Linked DNA regions of Homo sapiens: all the other regions are linked to region 1. A link is a loop called in an ENCODE intact Hi-C map of the cell type or tissue named here. Cell type or tissue: Caco-2. All regions are shown on one strand. Links, peaks and the distances in the headings refer to the core of each region. The heading gives the core; the rest is flanking DNA.

Region 1 (5,676 bases), core at 1,712-4,211:
CACCACACCTGGCTAATTTTTTGTATTTTTAGTAGAGACGGGGTTCACTGTGTTAGCCAGGATGGTCTTGGTCTCCTGACCTTGTGATCTGCCCGCCTTGGCCTCCCAAAGTGCTGAGATTACAGGCGTGAGCCACCGCGCCTGGCTGACAATAGTAATTATTTTTTACAAAAGACAGATGCTCTATTGAAGAAAAACAAACATAAAAGCAAAATGTAGAGATTTATGGCTAAAGTCAGTGTGGTATACATAGAAAATGGAATACTATTCAATCTTTAAAAGGAGTAAAATTCCGTTATTTGCAATAACCTGGATGAACGTGGAGGATGTTCAGGTTATATGTTAAGCAACATAGCCAGGCACAGAAAGACATATGCTGCATGATCTCACTTATATGTGGAATCTAAAAAAGTCAAATTCACAGAAGCAGAGAGTAGAATGGTAGTTACCAGAGGCTGGGGGAAGGGGGAGGGATGGGGAGATGTTGGTCAAAAGGTATAATGTTTCCGTCAGTTAGAATAAGTTTTAGAGATCTATTGCGAAGTATGGTGACTGTAGTTAATAATAAGGTGTTGCATATTTCAAAACTGCAAAAACAGTAGATTTTAAATGTTCTCACCACAAAAAATAACTATGTAAGGATGGATATATTAATTAGCTTGTCTGAATCATTCCACAATATAAACGTATATAAAAACATAACATTTCATCCCGCAAATATATATTTGTTGGGATAATCCCACAGTTATTATTTGTCAAGTAAAATTTTTAAAAATTAGAGATTTGTGCATTTTTATCATTACTTTGTGATTTGTGAATGGTAAATAATAAAATTAAGAGGTAAGGAGTGGAGAAACATGAACTTAAATAAAAACAATAATAATGCTAGAAAGAATACAACAAATCCTGCAGCCTCTTCTTCTTTCTCTTTCTTTGGTCCCCTCTCTCTCCCTCCCTCCCTTCCTTTTGTCTCCTTCCCACCTTCCTCCCTCCCTTCTTCTCTGTTTCCTAGTATTTCTCCTTATGTTTTCCTTCCTATTAACAGAGCTCAGGGCCAGGAGCAGTGGCTTATGCCTGTAATCCCAGCACTTTGGGAGGCTGAGGCGGGCGGATCACAAGGTCAGGAGTTCAAGACCAGCCTGGCCAATATGGTGAAACCCTGTCTCTACTGAAAATATAAAAATTAGCCGGCCATAGTGGCACACGCCTGTAGTCCCAGCTACTCGGGAGGCTGAGGCATGAGAATTGCTTGAAACTGGGAGGCGGAGGTTGTAGTGAGCCAAGATGGCACCATTGCACTCCAGCCTGAGTGACAGAGTGAGACTCCATCTCAAACAACAACAACAACAACAAACAGAGCTCAGATTATTTTAGCAATTCCATGGCTTGTTCTGCAGTGCTATGCTGACAGGAATATTTGTAATTTTCTTTAATTCTTTTGTGTTTAATAAGTTAATGAAAACCCCCATCTCTATGTCCTTAAGAGGCAAAAATCTTTGAAGTTTTGAAGCTTTTAGATGCTTCAATAAAATTCCTGTTTCCTCTCTGAGAAAAATAACAATTTTTCTCTCTTTAGAATGTGGAAATTGAACTGTATTCTTTTCATCGCACAGGTAAGTAATTGCGGAAAATGCAGATAAGAAGAAATTATGCAAAATCCTGCTAGCCATCATAACCACTCTTGTCATTTTGATATCAATTCTTTTAAATATAACTATTACATACAAATGTGTAGCCTTCTGTTTTCAACAGACATGTGATGTGACTGTTCATAAATGGGTGGAAGCGACCTCCTTGTACTCAGATCAAGCCATATATGTGTCATGTAAGAGTCTGAGGATGTGATTGAATGGCAGGAGGGCCTGGGGACTGGGAAGTAGGGAGAAGGTGGAAGTGCAAATGGACAAGGATAGTGGCCCAGGGCTGTATACTTTACTTATAGAACATCTCCGGTCTATTTATAGTAGCTATTCAGAGGAAGCAAAGGAGGAAATGGCATTTTAAATGGTAAAGTTATTATTTTTAATAGTTTGTTTCCCCCTAGGAATGCATGTTAACCTCATTACTGCATTGAAGACTCTTTGGAGGAGAAAACTACTTTTCATAGCTTAGTTTTTGTGAGGTAACTGCTAAGTAAGTAATTATAGATTCATTTGAAGGCATCATAACACCAGGGAAAGAACATAGTTTTAAAATCATGAAGACTGGGTCTGAATCTCATCTCTGCCTCCATAGCTATAGGGTCCTGGGAAAGCCCAGGACTTATCCCTGCAGCCTCAGTTTCATCATATGTGAAATAATATCATCAATACCTTGTAAGCTGCTGTGAATGTTAAATTAGATGAAATCTATAAAGTGGCTGATATACAGATATCATTCAATGAATTATAGCCATTGTTTTCTTTTTTCTTGTAGCCTCAATATTTATTGATTTCTTTAGGTTATACACACACACACACACACGCACACATACATATATATATATTTTTTGAGACAGTGTCTCATTCTGTCACCCAGGGTGGAGTGTAGTGGCGCAATCTCAGCTCACTGCAACCTCCATCTCCTGGGTTCAAGCAATTCTCATGCCTCAGCCTCCCAAGTAGCTGGGATTACAGGTGTGTTCCACCATGCTTGGCTAATTTTTGTGTTTTTAGTAGAGACGGGGTTTCACCATACTGTCCAGGCTGGTCTTGAACTCCTGGTCTCAAGTGATTCTCCTGCCTTGGCTTCACACAGAGCTGGGATTACAGGCATAAACCACTGCACTGGACCAGGTTTGTAATTTTTTACTGACTAATTTGGTTAAGCAAGAAATAAGTAACACTGAAAAATTAAAAAAAATAAAAAATAAAAAATAAAAAACAAAACAAAGCAAAAACCTGCCAGTTACTCTTTTGTTATGAGACAGAAGCACTCATTGATGGGCCCCTTACTGTCACAATAAAGATATGATTGATATGGCCAAAATTCAGCAACCACTGAAATCTGAATTTTCGCTTTGTCAGTAGCCACTTGGTAAATAACATCACTGTCACAGAACAAAACGCTTTCCAGTTTGTCCCCTGCTGGTGTGCTTATCCCGTGTGTTTAACTGAAGGTACCATGTAATTGGGGTGGAGTCCGTGCCACATGTTCCTGGAGTTCAGAGCTGCCCGGTCCTGTACCAGGGGCAGCCAGGTCACTCTGCACCAGCTGCATTTAACCCCCAAGGGTTTAAACTGCCTTGCACTTGGGGCAGAGCTTCCAAGGGCCACTAGGGGGCAGCAAACATGTGAGAAAGAGCAAATAGAAGAGAACAAATCCGACGAGGAAGACATGGAAGTCATACTCCTCAGGAAAAAGGTTCTGCCCTCTTCAAAGAACATGCTTGGGATGCTACTCACAGCACAGCAACAGAACTGGAGCTCTAGACATAAGGCTCCTGTTTAAGGGGAAAAAAAGGCAATTTCTTTACATCAAGACAAACTACTTTTCCTATGCCAATAATTTTCAAATATTCATCACTAGCCATAACTTCTCTTATCAGTTCCAGGTCCCTATGGCCACTTGAATGCCTCAGTCTCCTGCGACTCATCCTCATTATACTTCCTTGTAAGCAACCTAGTGCAGAGCCCAAGAACTTGTTCCCTGGAGCCACACTGTCTGGGTTCCAATCCTACTTCAGCATTTACCAATTAATGCTTTGGGCAAGTTAATTAATTTCTTAATTTCCTCATCTGTAAAACTGGGGCAAAAATTGTACCAACCTCTCACTCTTGTAAAAGAGGTTAATGTTTGCAAACTTTCTTAGAATAGTGCTTGGCACACAATAGGCACTATGTGAATGCTTGTTGAATAAAAATAAATAATTCTTGCTCCTTTTCACAGTTTCCTTCATCAGTAAATGGCACCTTCATCCACCCAACTAGATGAAACCTACAAGTCAGTCTTGATACCCCTGTGTCCCTCATCTCCCACATCCAAGCAATGACTAAGTCCTATGACTTCTATCTACTAAATCACTAAATCAACCTTACATCTGTCCACCTCTCTCCATCTTCACAGATACCATCAACTAGTCCAAGCCACCATCATTTCTCACCTGAGCCACTCCTATGGCCTCCTGGTATCTCCTCAGCTACTCTGGTGCCTCTCTACTTTATCCAGAATTTTTCAAACACAAATTTGCTGCTTCATGACAGCAGAAGTGATCTGCACAGCTTAAAACACTTGAAAATCTTATTTTTCTTAGAATGAAAACAATAATCCATATTGTGTCCTATAATGGCTAGTGTGGCTCATCTCTTTTCCTTGCTCCCTGTGTTGCACCTATCTTGCCACTTTTCGGTCTTTCCACGTGAAGTGTTTTCTTTTGCAATGGGGGCTTTGCATATACCAGGAACATCTTCCCTTCTCAGTGCCTACTTAACATCTCACGCTTCTGATCTTAGTTCAGATAGTTCTTTCTTCAGAAAGCCTGTCTTGATCCCTTAACCAGATTGTACCCTCTATTATCTGTCCTCAGAGCATGGTGTATACATCCTCCACAAATTCTTTCTCAACTGGGGATGCCTTTCCATTGCCTTTAGGCATTCATTGTTCTGATAAGAAGTCAGCCATAATTTTTTGTCATTATTCCTCTATATGCAACATATCATTTTTTCCTGTGGTTGCTTTTATATTTTCTTTATCTTTGGTTTTCAGAAGTTTGACTATGATGTGCCTGGGTGTGGTTTTATTTGTGTCTCTACTACTTAGAATTCACTGAGATTCTTGAATCTATAGATTGATATTTTCTCATTGTATCCCATATATTTCAGCTGTTATTTCTTTAAATATGTTTTCTGGCCCATTCTCTCTCTCATTATTCTAGGATTGCAACTACTCACATTTTAGGCCATTTAATAGGTCACTGATTGATGATGGGTAAAGTGTTTTTAAATATTTTTTTTCCCTGTGCTTTAGTTTGAATAATTTCTATTAACCATTCTTTAAGTTCACTAATCTTTTCTTTCAGTTTCTGTTCTGCTGTTAAGCCTATTCAATCCATTATTTACATCAGATGTTTATTTTTACTCTAGAATTTCATTTGTTTCTTTTTTATGGCTCCCATTTCTCTGTTGTAATCCCCCAACTATTTATTCATTCTGGCCATCTTTTTCTGAACATCCTTGAATATATTTACAGTAGATGTTTTAAAGTCTTTCTCTGCTAGTTCCAGTATCTGATCCATCTGTGGGCCTGCTTCTGTTGATAGTATTTTTTCTATTTATTTATCATATTATCTTGCTTCTTTCCATGTTTTATAACTCTAAAAATTATATATTGAACGGTTTTTTTTTTTGGACATGGAGTCTCACTCTGTTGCCCAGGCTGGAGCGCAGCACTGCGATCTCAGCTCACTGCAACCTCCACCTCCTGAGTTCAAGTGATTCTCCTGCCTCAGCCTCCTGAGTAGCTGGGACTACAGGCATGCACCACCACACCTGGCTAATGTTTGTATTTTTAGTAGAGACAGGGTTTCGCCATGTCGGCCAGGCTGGTCTCGAAGTCCTAACCTTAGGTGATCCCCCCTCCTCTGCCTCCCAAGGTGCTGGAATTACAGGTTGAGCTGCTGCTCCTGGCCAAAGTGGACATTTTTTGTAGAAGAATAGTGCAGACTGAAGCATACTATTGTTTGTTTTGTTTTCCTTGAGA
Region 2 (5,676 bases), core at 1,184-3,683, 190 kb before region 1:
TTTCGTCTTTCTCAACTTTTCCTTCACCTTCATACTTTTCATACTTGACATGAAAGCAAGACAGCATGTGGGTGCAATTTCAACTGAAGGAAGCCTCAGTTTGCATTCCTGGTAATTAAAAGTATCCTGAAGCTGCCACTCCAGTCTTAAAGAGCAAGATGTCAGAGACAATGCTTTATACTAGCTTACTGCATCATCTCTGACATGAATGGACCACTGTTTAAGCCTGATACTGTTTAAGGCTTTGTTTGCAGGTTAAAAACAAAATGACATCTTTACAATTTCAATAGAGAGGGCCTAGTTTTTCAACAAAATAATTCTCAAAAAATGCTTGTAAACATTTCTTTTTCTAAGATGCAGGCTTTTCAAGAATTATTATTGATGGGCATATATCAATTATGGAATCAGGGTAGGAATGCATACAGTGATTTATGAGACAGTTTATTCTCCAAGCAGCTTTTAGTTTTCTTATGGAACCTATCCTTGGAATGTGTTTAACTGAGGTCTCTATCCTTTTGAGAACTGTATGATGGGTGTGGACCAGTCTGCCAGAAAAATGTGTATCTATGTATAATTTGGGTACAGTGCCTGGAAAGTTCAAGGAACACTGACATCCTTGGTGAACATCGCAGGAGAGGGGCATACACTGGCCCTTGGTTAAAAACTCCTATTTTTGTGCCTAGGCTATTAAGAAGTTTAGACGATTTCCCATCCTTAAATGACACTCAAGCTTAACTTGTCTCTCGCCTCCAAATTCTAAATCTAGCTTTCCAAATACCTACTAGGAACAGGTTTCTTAAGATACTTAATTACTTTCCAGTCTCCTCATACAGTCTGAGCAGAAAAGTGTAAGGGGAGCGTCTCTAGCTGCCATTCTCCTTTCACTGTGGTTTAGGGGAGCTCATTGCATACTGATCACCAACCGCCTGTTGAGTTGCTCCATCTGCTGGATGGACCCCGATCTCCGCATGCCATCCGGGGTGGCTGCTGCCGTCGGACGCTGCCAGGTGGTTGTGCGGTTCACGTGGTCCACATAAAAGACCCGCCCGTGGCTGTCAATTCGAGCTTCCCAGTCTAGTGTTTAATAAAAAGGCAAAAAGAAAAATCAAGGACAAACTACTGACCCACGTGAAACACATACAACTTCCAAGTCTTCTGCAGGTAGAACTCACCATTGGTTCATGGCTGCAGGCCAGACCCTGCCCACAGCACCTGCCACCACGACTTCTGGGGCACTGGCATGAACTCGGGAGCTCAGAAAACAATTTAATGAACTTAGACTCTCTGCTGGGCCATATTAAACAGTAATTGTGGTTCCTTGATCAACACCTATGTTAAAATTCTAATACTTTCTTTTTTTTTTTCTTTTTGAGACAGAGTCTTGCTCTGTCACCCAGGCTGGAGTGCAGTGGTGCGATCTTGGCTCACTGCAACCTCCACCTCCTGGGTTCGAGCAATTCTCCTGACTCAGCCTTCCAAGTAGCTGGGATTACAGGTGCCTGCCACCAGGTCCGGCTAATTTTGGTATTTTTTAGTAGAGACAGGGTTTCACCATGTTGGCCATGGTTGGCAGGCTGGTCTCAAACTCCTGACCTCAGGTGATCTTCCCACCTCAGCCTTCCAAAGTGCTGAGATTACAGGCACGGGTCATCACACCCGTGATGGTGTGATGGTGTGACGAATACAAAAATTCTAATAATTTATAAAGAGAAAATCTACTGTTTAATGAATTTATTTCTTTAGAAATGTCCATCACCACTGTCACTCTTGTTGGCTACTCAAACGACAGCTGTGGAAGATTGGGGTATCCTCCAGTGCGAGCTGACACTGTGATGCTGGAGAATGCTTTCTTTGCTAAGTCTAACAGAGGGCGATTAGGTTCAGTGGAGAGAAGAATGGCCCTCAGATTAAAGCCAGTTTTAACTACTGTTCTAAAATCTTGGATGTGCGAATTTAGATGACCTCTGTCTTATACTTAGTAAACTTAATAGATTGCCTTTCCTTTTGAGTGGGTGAATGGAAGGAAATGATTGTTAGGGTTTCAAAACAGCGTTTTGATAAGTTGTTAATTAACAGTGTATATTCAACACGCAGCTGTCAAATATCTCTGGCCACCAAACGAAACCAGTAACTAGGAAGTACCCTTTTGTTGATAAATAACCATCACAAACTGTAGAGGGAGCCCGAGATAAAGAAAAGTTCCCTTGCTTCCCAAATTAAAAACAAAAGAAAACAAAAAAAAAGAAAACAAAAAGGTGGAAGCATGGATGATTCACTACATAATACAGGCAGGGGCTGAGCTGGGGTGAGGTGGGTGGAAAAGAGCTGGAAGCAATGTGTTCACGTCTGAGCGAAACATAGAAGAGCAATGCCTGCTGTACAGAGATGGGCAAAGCTTTTAGAGTCCACATATCACATTGTGGAAACAGCAGCAGTGTGATAAAGTTATGCTGAAAATGCACAAGACTAAAGAAGAAGAAGGAAAAGCAAAAGTGACTGCAAAAGGAGGAAAACCATCCAGCCTTTTCAGTGAGAAAAGCCATAGCTTTCGGGAGTAGGTCAGATACTAACAGTTTCATTGAAAACTTATCATTCAGGTAATGACATAGCAACTCTCATTTTTTTAAGGGAAAAAATATATTTGGCATATTTATGGTTTTATATGTACATAGTATATCTGTTTGTGGCATGATGGCTTATGCTTGACCTGATGGATTGTCAAATAATGCCCAGTAAAAACCAAAGTATCCCCAAACACCAAACTTAACTTATGAGACAAATTGAAGGAAAAATGTAGGCAGATTGTATAAATATGTCCTAGGAGATTTTGATTAAAATAGATCTAATGATTATCTAATGATAATCCAGCTGTCAAGTGTTAAGTGTAAATGGTAATTAGCTCATGGATGAAATTGTATATACATATGATTACTAGGTAATTAATCTTGATCTAGAAACTTAAAAATTTTAATGGATCCCAAACTAATATTAGTAAAAGCAGTAGGACAACTATTTTTCTTGAATCCAACATGACTGTCATCCAACAAAAAATGAGCATTAGTCTTTGAAGAGCATTGTGGAATTTAATTTGACTGAACAAACTGTGTAGCACTCACTCTGAACTAGAGACTGTGCCAGGTCCTGAGGACACAGAGATGAGTGACACATGACCCTGCCCTCCAGGAACCTACAGTAAAGAAAGGGGTCCTTCGCAGACAAAGGTTGGCTTTTATAAATTAAGGGAAAAAGCTAGAAAATGAAGCTGCAATAATGATAATTTATCATCACATGTTTCAATTCCTCATGGAAAAGTGTAGTAAGCCAAACAGCTGGGCTCTTTTGTCAATACATTAAATACCTGGAATGTATTGTGCTAATTATATACTCATATGTATTCAGAAAATAATAGCTAAGTGTAATCAGAAATTATGAACATGTTTTCTGGGTTGCTTTGTAAAGAATTTACTTTCACATATTTTATAACCAAAGGAAATAAATTTGAAATGGAACTTCAGGCATCAGCATGACTTGAAGGGCTCAGCACTGTGATGCCATGGGTTTGTCTAAAGAGCCACCTGAAAACAGTACCTTCACGATTCTGGGGCAAGTTATAGCAGTGCAGGTCAGGTCAATTCATTTGTGACCAAAGGATCTATTGCACACTAAATTATATGTTCTCCACAAAGTCCAAGAACAATATAGAACCTGATAATGTATCATATTTAGTTATTATATTAACAAAAACCTATACAACTGTGTATTTTGAACAATTTTAACAAATGTAATACTATTGCATAGTCTAGACCTTTCTCTTGAACTTCAGAGTCACACATTCAATTTCCTTCTTGACATTACTACCTGGATGACATCTCAAACACAGGATGATCGAAACCAAGTGTTGGATCCTTCCCATCAAAACCTGCTCTGCCTGCAGTCTTTCCTACCCAACTCAGTTGAAGACAACTCCATCTTTGTAGGTTGAAACTCTTAGGTCATTTTTGATACCTATCTTTCTCTCACATCCATATCCAATCTGTCATCAAATCTACCTTTAAAATATATGTCCAGAATCAGACCACTCCTCACCACCTCCACTGCTCCCACCCTGGCCCAAGCTACTATTGTTTGTCACCTGGGTTCCTGCATAAAGACATAATCTTATGTTGAATCTCATGCTTCTATCCTTCCTCTTCCCAATTTATTCCCTACACAGCAACTTGGGCAAACTTTTCAAAACCTGAGGCAGACAATGTCACTTCTCTGCTGAAAACTCTACAATGTCCTCCTTTCGTTCAGAGTAAAAGCCCTTAAGTGATTTACAAAGCCCTTAAATGGTTTACAAGGCCCTGCATGATCTGGGCCTTGCTAGTTCGCTAACCACATCACCTGCTGCCTTCTCCCTTCCTCAGTTTGCTCCAGATGCACTGGTCTCCTGTTCCTTAAACCCAGCAGGGTGTTTCCAACTCCCGACTGGCAGTGGCCATTCCCTGTGCCTGCAAAGCTCTTCCTGCCCAACACTTGCAGGGATAACTCTCCTAACCCTCAGGTGTTGTCTTCTCAATGAAGCCTATTCTCACCACTTGTTTTAAAACTGCAAACCAGCCACCCCCACACGAACTCAGAGATCCCTCACCCTGGTCTATTTTTGCTTTTCCATAGCATCTCCTATGCTAGGCCAGTCCCTGTTTAATTATTTTATTGTTTGCTAATCTGTCTTCCAGACTAGACTGTAAGCTCCATGAGGGCAGGAATCTTTGTTTTGCTTACCCACAATAGTACCTAGCACAGGGCAAACATTCAATAAATATTTGTTGAATGAATGAATATCAGCAATAAGGTAATTCTTGTACTATTTGAGATTATTTAACAATATTCAGTTGGTAGGATTCATTACCAATTTTTCTAAGGTCTTTCACTGTTATATGGATAGAAAACTGAAAGCTGTCTGGAGAAATTTGTTCTCATTATTGAAAGTGGCTTATATAAAGCAATTATTTTACAACGGATTTATGTACAATCATTTATAATATTTGCATGTATAACTAGTCATCTGTACTGCACAGATTCGAAGTAGATTCATGCATTGAAAGGTTATTTGTTGTGGGGAAAGCATCCCTTTCCTGGAGATAACATGTTATACATATTTTTCAAATAAATGTTACCTAGGAAGTATTTGTAGTGATGCTAAAATGTTACTCTTCATTTATAGAATGTCCATAAATCAGTGTATAAAGAAAGAAAGAAATCAGGCATCAAAAGTTCAAGGACATGATGTTTGGCTTTGCCCTTGAAAAACAAATATTGTGTTTCTTTAAATTAGTCCACATATAAAAGATGTTCTTTGATTTCTCACCAATAAATTACAGTTGAATAGGGAGAGGAGTGGTGTTCCTGTAAAGTACAGCACATTACCAAGAACAGATGAACTAAGAAATAAGCACTTCTCCTTTTGAAAACTGTAACTGCTTCATGTAAGCACAGGCAAAAGAATGTAAAGAAACACTGGGTCCTTGCATTCTGGAAAGATTTCGTAGTTGTAAAATCTATCAAATCTTAAATACTATCTTTGCTTGAAAAATAAGCAAAACCAAAACAGAGATGTTCTAGAATTCATGAACATATGTGATGCCAAGTGAATATATAATGTCTGGGGTATCAATTTCTTCCTATAAATTT
Region 3 (5,676 bases), core at 1,562-4,061, 150 kb after region 1:
CAGCCCTTCTCTTTCCGTATTCCACTTGGGGTGCCCAGTCCTTTCCTGACAGACCCTTTTCTTTGCCTGACAGCAGTCAGATCTTCTGGTCAGATGAGCTCAAAGCAGACCATTTTCAAACCTTAGCTAAGAATCCACACAGAAAGCTGTGCACACATTTCTCCGGATTTTACACTTGGATTAGTACCAACTCCTATATGAAGAAAACTCTCCGAGAATAGACTTGAACAGGCTGTGGCAGTAAACAGCAACAGCAACCAACCATGTGATGTTTCCAACCAGAGACTTGAAAGAAAACAAAAACTTTCACATAAACCAGCATCCATGGTTTCTAAATTAGCACAATGTCACCAAACCACAATAAAGGATAATTTTTTTACCTCAACTAATTGCCAGGATGTTCACCTCATTATTTTCAGTGAATCAGCATCAACTTGGCTCAGAGATGTTTGCTCTCTGTTCTATCCATCATGGAGATGACTTGACAAGTCCACATCTCTCATAGAGGTTATTGATGTAGCAATCCTTGTGGTGTGCTTTATCCTCCCCTGAGGAGTTGCTTTTTTTATACTGAAGACAAAAGATATTAAAATAGCAGTACACAAAGTTTCACATCCTGAGTAGATAAAGAAGCCTTGTAGAGCAGCTTCTACATGTCAGGTGCAATGGCAGCATATACAGACTCCTGTGTATTGTCCCCTTTTATTTTTATTATTTTTATTTTTTGTGAGGGGTCTCACTCCAATGCCCAGGGTGGAGTATAGTGGTGCAATCTCCATTCACTGCAACCTCCGCCTCCCAGGCTCAAGCAACTCTCCCCCCTCAGCCTCCCGAGTACCTGGGAGTACAGGTGTGTGCCACCATGCCTGGCTAATTTGTTTTTTGTATTTTTAGTGGAGATGGGGTTTTGCCAAGTTGCCCAGGCTGGTCTTGAACTCCTGAGCTCAAGCAATCCTCCTGCCTCAGCCCCCCAAAGTGCTAGGATTACAGACGTGAACCACCATGCCTGGCCTGTTTTGTTTGTTATTCCTAACAGTCCCCCTGTAGTCTGGGTAGCATGATCCTATTTTACAGAAGAAAGCAAAAAGGCTATGTTAGTTCTGTAATTTCCTTAAGTCTTGTTTCAAGCAGAAGACCTTGAATCTGGAGTTTACAGATGTCAGCTGCCCTAACCTTAAAGAGAAGAGTATTTGGTGGAGAAAGGAAAAGACATGGCATGAATCTTAAAGCCATCCTAGTAGTCATATTTATTAAGTTTCTAATGTACTCAAAATACTGTTATAAATAATAAGTCACAGTCCCAGTGCGTCCCTCCTAATACTAACCTTATATAATGGCGTAAAGTGAATGTTGAAGGTTTTGAGATGCATATACAAACACCTGTATTATCATAATGCCCATGCAACCGAATCTTCCACCTTTTGTAACTCGAGGCCCAGGAGGACCCAGGGAGGGGGTGACATGCCTGCTCACCTGCTCATCTCAGGCCACATGCAGATAAAGATTAGCAAACAGAGCACCATTCACAAATGGTCCCTACAATGCTGAGAAAACGATAACTTGAACCAATCCGGGGCTTTATCTTTGGGGATAGGCCTTCAACATAATGTCGGAAGTGAACGCACTATAACTAGGGGAGGAAAAAGACCGAGCTGTTGAAGCTATCTCACATAGTCTCTGCACAGGAGCAAATTGTAGCCAATAATACAAGATTGTCATTTGGACTTTCCTAATGACTAATGATGGTGAGCATCTACTTTTGTGCTTCTCTTCCATCCGTCTATCATTTGTAGTAAAGTGCTCAAAATTTTTGCTCATTTTTAAGTGGGTTGTTTGCTTTTATATTGTTCATTTTTGAGAGTTCTTTCTGTATTCTAGATACAATGTCTTTGTCAGATAAGTTTTCTGAATATTTCCTCCCCATGTGTGGCTTGTCTTTTCATTCTCTTAGTAGTTTCTGTCACAGAGTAAATGTCTTTAAAGTTGATGGAGTTCAATGTATCAACTTTTTCTTTCAGAGATCATGCTTTTGGTATATCTAAGAACTCTTTTGACTAACCAAGGTTACAAAGAGTTGTGTTTTGCTGATAAGTTTCAAGATTTTACATTTTACACTTAAGTATTTGGTTCATTTTGAATTCTTATTATTTTTTAGGTGTGAGCTATGGATGGTGACTTTTTTATTTGTTGGCTTGTTTTTGCACATGGGATGTCCAATTCTTCTAGCACCACTTATTGAAAAGATCCTTTCTTGATTGAATCGCTTTCGCAACTTTTCAATAATCGCTTGGTTAGATTTGTAGGGGTCTCTTTCTATATTCTCTGTTTTGTGCCTCTGATCTGTCTTTCTATTGTTTTACAAATAGTACACTATTTTGTAGATGTATACTGCCTTAAAATCAGGTAGTGTGAACCCTCCAATTCTGTCCTTTTTAAACATTATTTTGGCTATTTTCATTTCTTTGCCTTTTTATATGAATTTAGAAATGGTTGTCAATATCTACAAAAAAATTCCCACTGGGATTTTGATTGCAGTTGTGTTAAATTTATAGATGAATATCAGAAGAACTGACATTTTAACAATCTTCCAATTTCTGAATACCTTTCAACCCACAAACTTAGCATTTCTCTGCATTTGTTTAGGTTTCCTTTGATTTATTTCATCAGTAGTTGAAGTTTTCAGTATGCAAATTCTACACAGATTCTAAGAGTTTCCATGTAGATTCTAAGAGTTTCATTTTTTTGGTACTATTGTAAAAGGTATTGATTTTAATTTTGAATTTCACTTTGTATTAAAGTGTACCTGGGATTTGTTTTAATTAAGTATGCACATGCAGACATACAGACATGGAAATGCTTCTCATGAAGGGAGAAGTTTATACTCACAGAACCCTAGAAACAGGAGGCATGGCATACCGCGCAGGGCCACAGGGGGAGCTCCTGGGTCAATCAGGAGGCAGAAGCCTGGGAGAGCATGGCTCAGAGCCTCTATTTTGTATGCTGTGGTACGGAATGGCCAGGCAGGGCAGGCCAGTTTGAGCAAGTCTAGGATTTGATAGTTCCAATAATTTCAGTGGCTGTGGGCTACAGAGGTAGTCTCTAGTTGTCCTGTACTTGTCCCTGGGGAGACTTAGGGCAAGGGAAATTGGTTTGCTATGTGAGTTGGACAAAGGAGGTGGTTGTGGGCATGGACTCTGGATTGGTTGGTTTACATATGAATGGTGGGCTCTCAGACAAGTTGTTTGCCATCTCTAGGAATTAGCTAGCCCTGGGAGGGGCAGTTTCTTCCAAGCCTGCAAAGTCCCTAAGATGTCAAGGCACCACAAAATATGGAAAATAAAAAAACATAAAAACTCATTCACTGGTAGAATAGAAAAAAAATAATTAGTGTGTGTGTGTGTGTGTGTGTGTATTTTTTACGTATCCTGTGACCTTGCTGAACTCATTTATTCATTCTAGTAGCTTTTGTATAGATTTCTTGGAATTTTCAATGTAGATAATTATGTTGTCTGTGAATAGAGGATGTTTTATTCTTGCTTTCCAATCTGTATGCCTGTTGTTTCTTTTTTCTACCTTCTTTCACCAGCTATGCTTTCTATTTATTGCACGTATTTTTTATTTTATTAATTAAAAAATTTATTAATGAGCTTTTACTTTATGATAGGCAGTGTAAATATCAATCACACTAAACTTGTGGTCAAGTTAAACATGTAAGTACAATATGATACAGGTGCTGAGAGAGGGACATGTTATCAGTGTGAGAGGAGCAACCACTCTAATATGGCTAGGGAGGCTAGAAACGCCTCTATTAATAGAGCTTTGAATGAAGAACAGAAGTTTGTTGGGTGACCAAAAGACATCCGAAGAAGAAAGAAAAGCATACATGAAAAAGCAGAAGACAGAAAGAACAGAATGTACTTGGGAATGTACTTGGTGAAGAGTTCAATTTGACTGGAGCAAAGAGAGTGGTGTCAGAGAGAAGACTGGAAGCAAAGGTTTGAGACATACGTGATAGGCCAAACATGCCCTGCTCCAGCTGTTAGAATTCATTTGGCAAGTAATGGAGAACCCTAAAGATTTTTAAAGCCAGGAACGGAAACAACGAGATTTGTCATTTAAATATATAGCAAAAGCCATGTGTGGTGGCATGTACCTGTAGTTCTAGCTACTTGAGAGGCTGAGGTAGAAGGATCACTTGAGCCCAGGAGTTCAAGTCCAGCCTGGGCAACATCATGAGACCTTGTCTCTATTTTTTTTTAATTAAACATAAATAAATGAAAAACATATTGTGAAGCAAAATATACAGTGTATAAATTTTACAAATTATTATTTGTAATACTTTTAGATTATTAATATATGTTGATCAAAAATTAAAATTAAAAATTCAAAAAAGAGAGAGATGTTGATAACAAGTGTCAGATGAGGATGGCAGCTGGCTAATTTGCCCTCACCCACCTTTCCATCAAAATACTTATTAAAAAGCACGAGACTAAGAAAAGTGACACACAAGTATGAACTATGAATGCTTATCAACAATTTATCATATGCCAGAAAGTTTCTCACTAACCTAATCAAAGTGTGTTTAGGCATTAAAACACAGCCAGACCAAAAAAAAGAAAGAAATTAGAAACAAATGCCTTTAGAAAGGTGAAGCCTTCATTTAGGAACAGCAATAGAGGGTGATAATAAGAGTACAGACACAAGGCAAATCACCTGGGTTTGAAACTTCGATCAATTATTTACTTCTTTGTACTCTTCTGCAATTTATTTAAATTCAATTTCCTCATCTATAAAACTACTTATGAATATTTTTACCTTAAAAATTGTTGGCTGGGCGCAGTGGCTCACACCTGTAATCCCAGCACTTTGGGAGGCTGAGGCGGGCAGATCACGAGGTCAGGAGATCAAGACCATCCTGGCTAACACGGTGAAACCCCGTCTCTACTAAAAAATACAAAAAATTAGCTGGGCATGGTGGCAGGCGCCTGTAGTCCCAGCTACTGGGGAGGCTGAGGCAGGAGAATAGCGTGAACCCAGGAGGCAGAACTTGCAGTGAGCTGAGATCGTGCCACTGCACTCCGGCCTGGGCGACAGAACAAGACTCCATCTCAAAAAAAAAAAAAAAATTGTTGAGAGTCAAGTGAGATAACAAATGTAAAGTTTATAACGTTGTGATTAATACGTGGTAGCCTTCAGTATTCCTTAGCTCATTCCATCAGTAATGTTCTTTTCAAGTCCATTTGGAGATTTCAACAGGCTGTAATGTATATGACTAAGTTTAAAAGTGTTTTGAGGAAAGTGAGATATTGCAAATTTTTTTAAGTTTTACTCAAAAAATTTTTAAACCAAATTACACAAAAGTAAAGTGGGCAAAAGTTACTAAAAAACTTTGATGGATGATTTAAAATTTGCAATGAATGCATGAAAAATTCTTAAATAGCCCTATGACCCAATTAAGTGCAAATTAAATTGAGATACCTTTTTCCTCATTTTAGGACTTGTATTTCTCCTGGTAGGAAAGTAAATCATTCCAACATATCTGAAGTGTAATTTGCATTTATGTCAAGGATCTTTACACAGCTCCTGTGATTAAATGTAATGCATCAGTTAGTTATTGCTGCCTAACAAACCATCCCAAAACTTAGTTAACAACCATGTACTATTTCTCCTGAGTCT

The links. A loop is a pair of places that touch in the nucleus more often than their neighbours do. Peaks named below come from ENCODE experiments on the same cell type or tissue, not always from the same donor. Only the 100,000 strongest peaks of a DNase experiment are listed, where the experiment ranks them.
Region 2: a loop joins it to region 1, with 2.4 times the contacts of the local background. A loop is called at or near these places in 3 of 110 quality-filtered maps.
Region 3: a loop joins it to region 1, with 6 times the contacts of the local background. A loop is called at or near these places in 9 of 110 quality-filtered maps.

What each region holds. Positions count from the first base shown.
Region 1 is chr7:43,259,035-43,264,710 of GRCh38, reverse strand. All of the region lies in intron 3 of HECW1 (HECT, C2 and WW domain containing E3 ubiquitin protein ligase 1), which reads right to left. Among named protein-coding and RNA genes, the nearest start is that of MIR3943, 110 kb to the right of the region's middle. In Caco-2, for the core only: a CTCF peak has its summit at 3,260 (motif pointing right); a DNase peak (open chromatin) is centred at 3,250.
Region 2 is chr7:43,451,695-43,457,370 of GRCh38, reverse strand. HECW1 (HECT, C2 and WW domain containing E3 ubiquitin protein ligase 1) reads right to left here. Exons shown (of 30, transcript NM_015052.5): 13 at 924-1,074. Among named protein-coding and RNA genes, the nearest start is that of LUARIS, 68 kb to the left of the region's middle. In Caco-2, for the core only: a CTCF peak has its summit at 2,184; no DNase peak of the experiment used is centred there.
Region 3 is chr7:43,105,847-43,111,522 of GRCh38, reverse strand. No RefSeq gene overlaps it. Among named protein-coding and RNA genes, the nearest start is that of HECW1, 4.0 kb to the left of the region's middle. RefSeq lists an enhancer at 3,122-3,636. In Caco-2, for the core only: a CTCF peak has its summit at 2,937; a DNase peak (open chromatin) is centred at 2,952.